2 separate regions of the Homo sapiens genome follow, and region 2 is linked to region 1. Evidence: chromatin contacts called from ENCODE Hi-C or POLR2A ChIA-PET data. All regions are on one chromosome and are shown on one strand. Each heading gives the region's core, a stretch centred on a gene start or an enhancer-like site at or near the end of the contact. The rest is flanking DNA. Distances are from core to core; before and after follow the strand shown. Region 1 overlaps LOC124902181 (a long non-coding RNA gene). Region 2 has its middle 20 kb from the start of ANXA1.

Region 1 (3,477 bases), core at 494-2,993:
GTCGTCTGGGTGAGGTTATGGGGTACAGTGAAGATGGAGAAGTATTGACAGATATGCACGTTGCCACTTCTGTGTTGCCTCCTCTGTCGGTTTATAGCCAATAAAATGTAGACAACATTCACTATCTTTAGGGGGCATCCAATGCTCAGTTCTAGCTAATTATTGCAGACGCAGGGCTCCCAGATCTTCTGGTGTCTAAAGAGAAGCTGGAAACCTTGATTTTTATGTCACATACTATAATATTTAAATGTTAGTAATTAGCACAAATTAATACGCGCGCGCGCACATACACACACACACACACACACACACACACACCATCTGTTGGCAGGATGCTGTCCCAGGGCCATCAGTGTACACTGTGATATTTCTAATATTAGAAACCCTATAAATAAGCAGCCCTTATTTGCACATTCTGGAACAATTTTTCAAAGCTTTCCTAGTCTTCTTCTTCTTTAAATAATGCAGGGTTTTTTTGCGGGCTCACTAAGACATGCTTTTCCTGCACAAAGAACCTGAGACATGAGCTTGGCTCAGATATGCTACCACAAGGTGGAGCTCAAACGTTTTTCTTTTTTGTCGAGTTTTACATGAAGTTAATGCTGATTAATGCAATAACTGAAACTATGATTCTATGACAGCTTAGTTTATCTCCTGCTGAGATTGCTTATGTGCTTTGGTTTTGTTCAGAATTATTAGCTGTAAAAACAAACAGCAAACAAACACCGCACACCCTGAAAACATAACAGCCTACCCGTCTAATTTTTATTTTATTTTTATTGTATAGATTTAGGTTAATTTACATTTTACCATGACATATGCTGAAGGCAGAGTTAAAGGAGTAAGAAAAATATAGAGTTTGGAACTCTTGGGATCCTATAGGCTTACAATTCAAATTTTAAATTTAAAATAGAAAATAAACCGAAAAGAAAACATAATTCTCTAAGACAAGAAACATGTTTCCGTTTAGGTAAAAGGAAAACCGATGATTTGTCCCTATGGGCTGAGGTACTTAAAGAATCTCTCTCTGCCTTAGGGCCTAGTCCTTCCTTAGGTTTCCAGCTTTATTTCCTGCCATTCACTTGGAATTTCCCTGAACCTCACTTTCCAAGTACATGAGTCCATACAACATGCCCTGTTCTGAGATGTGGCTTTGCCTTGTTTGTTTGTTGTTTCATTTCCCAGCTGCTTCTGTTGTCTGGAAGGTGCTTTGTTGGCTGCATCCAGACTATTGGAGTTTTTCCTTTTTGTTTCTGTTTTAAAATAACAACTCTTGTTTCAAGGCTCAGCTGAAATCTAAAGCCCTTCAAGAAGTCTTTCCAGTTCTTCTAAGTCAGCTTCAATAATCTACTCTTCCATGATCATGATAGTACTGACTTAGGCTTTCTGGGCTACAGGACTGCTCTGAATACCTGACATGCCCATTCTCTGAGTTCCCACGAAGAGCATTCTTGTTTTACAGCTAAGACCCCTGAAGAGCAGAGAGACTGATGCAGCTGAGCCTCTGCAGCTGGCACTGGAGTGAGACTCATCTCAGTCCTGAGTCTGTGCTCTTATCTGCTAAGCTATGGCATCTCCCTGAATTGTTACACCACATGCTTCATGGTCTTATCTTGCCATTTTTAACTTTTTATTATTATTATTATCATCACAGTGGCTTATTTATCTATTTACTCCATTAGAGTTTGAGCTGTTCAAGGCCAGAGGGTAAGTCTTGTCACTGTGACTCAGCAGTGCCGGCTCTGGGGCTGTCCAGGCAGGAGGGGAGGGGTTATGGTTCAATGACTCTGAAGGCCAACGTCCAAGTTGACCTAGCTTTGCCATGTGTTAGCCATGGGGCCTGGAAAAAATGCATGTCCCTGATACTTAGTGTCCTCCCCTGTAAAATATGGAAGGTAATTGCACTTCTTCCACAAAAAACAAGGTTTTGTGAAAAGTGGTTGAGTTAAAATCTCTGAAGAGCTTGAGATGCAGAGTCTGGCTCATAGAACTCCCTATGTGCTAGGAATTATTATAGCAGACATTTGGCACTTTGAATCGACAGTCCTGGCATTCAAACTGATCTATCACAGTTTTCAAGGCAGGTTTTAAAGCTTTAAACACGTTGTCCAGCTAACTTGTTGATGTTTTACTCCCAATTATTTTTAGAATAAAAAAAGTTTAAGGATTAGTTGGTGACCAGAAGTGATAAGGCAGGCCTTGACTTAGATGTGTGATCTACACTTGTAAACCTGGTAAATACTCTGCTGAGTAATACACACAAAACACACTGATTTTGAATAACTGGATCCCAATTTTATACACAGTAAGATGAGCAGGCAACTTTACAATGAGAAAATAAGACTATTAACTTCAATTTGTTTTTCTTATATTTAAATTCTAGGAGGTATTCTTATGCTTCTGAGTCTCCTATTGACTTCTGCTGAGATTATTCTCACGATATTGCTGAAGAAATTTGAAATTTCCCATTAAAGCAGATGCTTCACTCTCCAATTCATTGAAGCTAAAAAAAGACACAATCTTTTAAAATTTTACAGAGGTTGTATGGATTTCAAGGTTATGATAAAGAATCTAAAATTCAATCACAATATTTTCTTTATGGAAAATTTGATTGGATTTGCATAATTTTGACTTACAGGAAACTGGCCAGTCCCAAGTAAAAGGATTCTCTGTTCCTCTGTGAATTGCATTATCCAGTAATTAGTTTAACACATTGTATTAGTCCTTCTTGCATTGCTATAAAGAAATACCTGACACTGGGTAATTTATAAAGAAAAGAGGTTTAATTGGTTCATGGATCTGCAGGCTGTACAAGAGGCATGGTTCTGGCATCTGCTCCATTTCCGGGGAGGCCTCAGGAAACATACAATAACAGTGAAAGGTGAAGGGGAAGCTGGCACATATTACATGGCCAGGGCAGATGCCAGAGAGAGAGAGGGAGGTGCTACACACTTTTAAACAATCAGTTCTCATGAAAACTCTACCATGAGAACAGCACCAAAGGCAGAAATCTGTCCCCATGATCCAACCACCTTCCACCAGACCCACCTCCAACATTGGGGATTACAATTCGACAAGAAATTTGGGCAGGGACTCAGATCAACCCATATCACACATGTTTTCTGAGTGCCTGCTACATACCACTCACTGTTCTAGTGACTGGCATGCTTTCCTCTTTGAAAATAACATGGCTATAATACTTATATTTTCTTGGTGACCAATCAAAGTCAAGTGAAAAGCTGAATCTTTGAAATAGGTAAATTCAAGCAGTTGAAAATTTAACTGCCTTAATAGTTTACAAGGAAACTAAGGAGGATTAACCAAAGTGGGCCCGAGTGTGGGTCTTCCCACGTTCTCTTCTTGTCCTTTCTCTAATTGAAGGTCTCATCCTCACTGCTGCTCCCTTCGACTACCCCAGGCACTGCCGCCTGGCCAGGATAGGAAGGTGCCACACAAGAGTGACCCTTCCATCTCTTC
Region 2 (3,477 bases), core at 723-3,222, 270 kb after region 1:
CAGAGAGACTACCAGCTGATTATGTTCATTGAAGGGCCAGAGAACATTCTCATCACAAAGCTGATAAGGAATGTGCTATTGATGGAGGGATTGGCATATTTGAGAAGCTTAGTGATAGCTGGACCGAAGTTGACAGTAGGCAATACTGTTAGAGAACTGGGCTCCCTAGTGTCAATGGAAATGATTATATTCCAGAATATCAGGGGTCAAGTGCAATATAGTCAACCACTAGAGATCTATGGTGATGGCTGATATCCCAAGGTGTTTATCGAGAAAAAATAGATGGATAGACAACAAGAGCGTGGTTGGCTATACATAATCAAGGATGATTAAAACTGGATGAGCAATTGGAAGCCTCATGTCATCAATGCCCACGGAATATTACTTCTTGACCCAGTTTAAAAACCTGCACCAATTCTCAGACCCACAGAAGGAAGCTGCAATGCCACAAGCATACACAGCAGAGATTTCTGTGCATACAGTTGTATACATTTTAAAAATAATCCACTTATAATTTGAATTACAACCAGGGAGTCCACTATGCATATTCTAGTCTCTTTATCTTGGGTAATGATGCTTCTCGTCTCTGGAATACCCTTTGGCACCTTCTCTATGTGAGTGCTATTTCATGTTTTAAGGCTTACAGTAACCTTTCTCGATGACCTCTATCTCTTAGTAGAAATCACGTTCTCCAAACAGCTATCTTGTTCATTTAACATTTACTATATTCAGTTTTGAATGGTTGTTAAAATTTTTATGTAAATAAAAGTTTTTTGGAATTGTCCATTTGATATATTTAATTTATTCCATTTATTAAACTTGAAGTAGACCTTCGAGAATCAATTATTATTGATTCTCAAAATGCAAATATTATTATAGTTATCCCTTTATCCTAGATTGTTAATTGGTTGAATTATTTGAAATCCTTGAGATAAACTAAAATAGACAGGAATACTTAATACAGAATGATTAACTTGGGTAGATAGACAGATTAAACTTAGCTTTTGTTTAAAAGCTGGAATTCTAAGTAGTCAACATCAGATGAGTCAAATGAAAATTGATACCCATTGTAGAACTAATGAATGGTCTTGCAGTTTAAGTCCTTTCTTAACTCTGTCATCTTTTACTTTGTAATGACTAAAAAGCTACAATTACTATCACAGGAGTCTTCAGTATGTTACCATGCCAAAACTGGGAAATGTGGCTGGCTGTTTCCTAATGGAAAATTGTTAGCTTCTTGGCGACATGAAGAAAAGGATGTTGGGATTGCCCTTTCAGACATCAAAATTCATTACAAAACTTTAGAAATTAAGATACTGTGGTACCGGGAACGAGAAAGATCAAAAAATAGACGGAAGAGAACAGAGAAAATTGAAAGACATATCTATATGTCTATATCTGCACATACAAATATGCATATGCAATCACACATAGTTGATAAATCTCACAAGAAATAAAATTTAAAAGAAAGAATCAAAGTGAATATGGTGTTAGTAAAAAAAAAAGGCTATGAATTTTTGAATACTTTTTCCCAAGGTGGTGACATTCCAGCATATACTACAAACAAAAGAGGCCATTCACCGGATGATATCATCCCTTCAAAAATAAACTTATCCTCAATTTCCTGATTAAAATCAGACATTCTTCTGCTTGACAGAGGTCCTTACTTCCTGTTTTCTCTAGCATTTGCCAAGTGGCTCTGAGGACTTCGGTGTAAGAACACTCACTTAACTGTTCTGTAGTGCTGACTTTGAATACTTGAACAATAACCCACATTTCTAAATTTTCAATTTAAATAATGGTGCTTTTTGTTTTTAATTTTGCCTCATTTTCGAATCCTAAGGCTATTAGAACAACACCAAGATGACAGTGTTTCTGCTGTAACTTCCGTCTGCTTCTGCTTCTCAAAGTTGTGTAGTATAATTATTTCTATAGCAACCAGCCGAGGAAATGCCTTGCCAGCACACAGACTCAAAAGAGAAACATGCTGAGACAGGCTCAGCCGTGGGGCTTCGGAGCGCCTGGAGTTTCCAGCATTAAACGCTACAGCTGCAGAAGCCCATGCTGTTACCTTCTCTCCTCATCCGTTTTTAGTATTTGTAATATTTCTGGCCCTCCCACATCTTTGGCAATGTTTTCTAACGTCCCTCTTCTCTTTCTTCAGTGTTTTTCATAAGAACGGTCCTTTCATTTCTGTTTTATGACGTATAGTCTTCTGATAATAACACGATAAGCATTGTGGTGGTTCTGAACATACAACGAAATTAGAAAAAGTGGAATAATAAATAATTCACTTGTTTTCCTTCAGCTTCATAAGGTTTCTACTAATCTGTTTTCCTTATGGGCCAAACTCTTAGAGAAATTTGATCAGGTGCCTTTAAAAATATAGAAACACGTTCAGAGAACTTCAAAGAATACAAAAAATAATGTATTTCTTTTCCAAAATAACTTCACTTTCATCATAAAACATGAAAAATGGTGAAAGAATCATTTCCAAAAGAAAACCTAAACTTGTCTGATTTCAGGACACACTTTTATCTTTAAAAAATTTTTCCTTACTGTTGTGAAAGGAAAAGAAAAGCTCAGGACCCCAAATTCACTATGCCAAAAGGGAAGAGTTAAACTTGGAAGCTGAGTCATAAAAATAAATAAATAAATAAATAAATAAATAAAACAACCCAAATCTGCCTCTCCTTTTGTTCCTAAATTGACAGCTAATGTCTTCAGAGGGGGCATCCCTCACCCTGACAGTGTAAATTAACAGTTTATCTTCACTTCAAGGGTACAGAAGTGTAGGAAAATGACACGGTGAAATAGATGGGTACTCACTGGCAGCAGTTTCATCAATTCTAGCTTCAAATTGTCACCTAATGCCATTGTTTTATTCTGTAACCTATAGATTTACTTTGTAATGATTGATTCTGTAAAATTGAATTATAAGGTTTATTTTTGTTAAAGTTTTTTTTTTGTTTTTTTTTACTACTTTTAGTTTTTTTTGGGTTTTTTTTGGTTTTTTTTTTTTTTTTTTTTTTTTTTTTGTGACAGAGCCTTGTTCTGTCGCCCAGGCTCTGGAGTGCATTGGTGCGGTCTCAACTCATAGCAACCTCCACCTCCTGGGTTCAAGTGATTCTTCTGCCTCAGCCTTCTGAGTAGCTGGTATTACAGGCACCTGCCACCACGCCCAGCTAATTTTTGTACTTTTAGTAGAGACAGGGTTTCACCATGTTGCCAGGCTAGTCTCAAACTTGTGACCTTGGCCTCCCTAAATGCTGGGATTACAGGTGTGAGCCACTGCGCCTGGCCTTAATTTTCATTTTCAATGAAAGTTTTGTTAAGTTTAATTTTAAAAAAACTTGATGATTCAAGGTTTCATTACACAAACTCAGGTAAAGTTACTGGATGAATGAATTCTTTTGTATACCTAATCCTGTAAACAAACCAGTAAAGGAATAGAGTAGCCTCTATATTTAAAATTCT

The links. Hi-C counts contacts between places; a loop is a spot of excess contacts on that map. ChIA-PET counts read pairs that join two places held with the same protein, here RNA polymerase II (POLR2A). Pooled maps may share reads with other maps.
Region 2: a loop to region 1 is called in a pooled map, with 2.3 times the contacts of the local background. The contact joins two enhancer-like sites. A Hi-C loop is called at or near these places in 1 of 50 pooled maps. POLR2A ChIA-PET finds 5 or more read pairs at or near these places in 3 of 52 experiments (A549, OCI-LY7 and WTC11).

The regions. Positions count from the first base shown.
Region 1 is chr9:72,856,693-72,860,169 of GRCh38, forward strand. LOC124902181 (a long non-coding RNA gene) reads right to left here. Exons shown (of 2, transcript XR_007061578.1): 2 at 760-3,477. Among named protein-coding and RNA genes, the nearest start is that of LINC01474, 16 kb to the right of the region's middle. RefSeq lists an enhancer at 1,344-2,543. Within about 2 kb of position 1,744, at least 8 of the 41 ENCODE cell types and tissues checked have a DNase peak (open chromatin) inside an H3K27ac peak, as active enhancers do.
Region 2 is chr9:73,130,504-73,133,980 of GRCh38, forward strand. No RefSeq gene overlaps it. Among named protein-coding and RNA genes, the nearest start is that of ANXA1, 20 kb to the right of the region's middle. RefSeq lists an enhancer at 1,869-2,288. Within about 2 kb of position 1,973, at least 38 of the 41 ENCODE cell types and tissues checked have a DNase peak (open chromatin) inside an H3K27ac peak, as active enhancers do.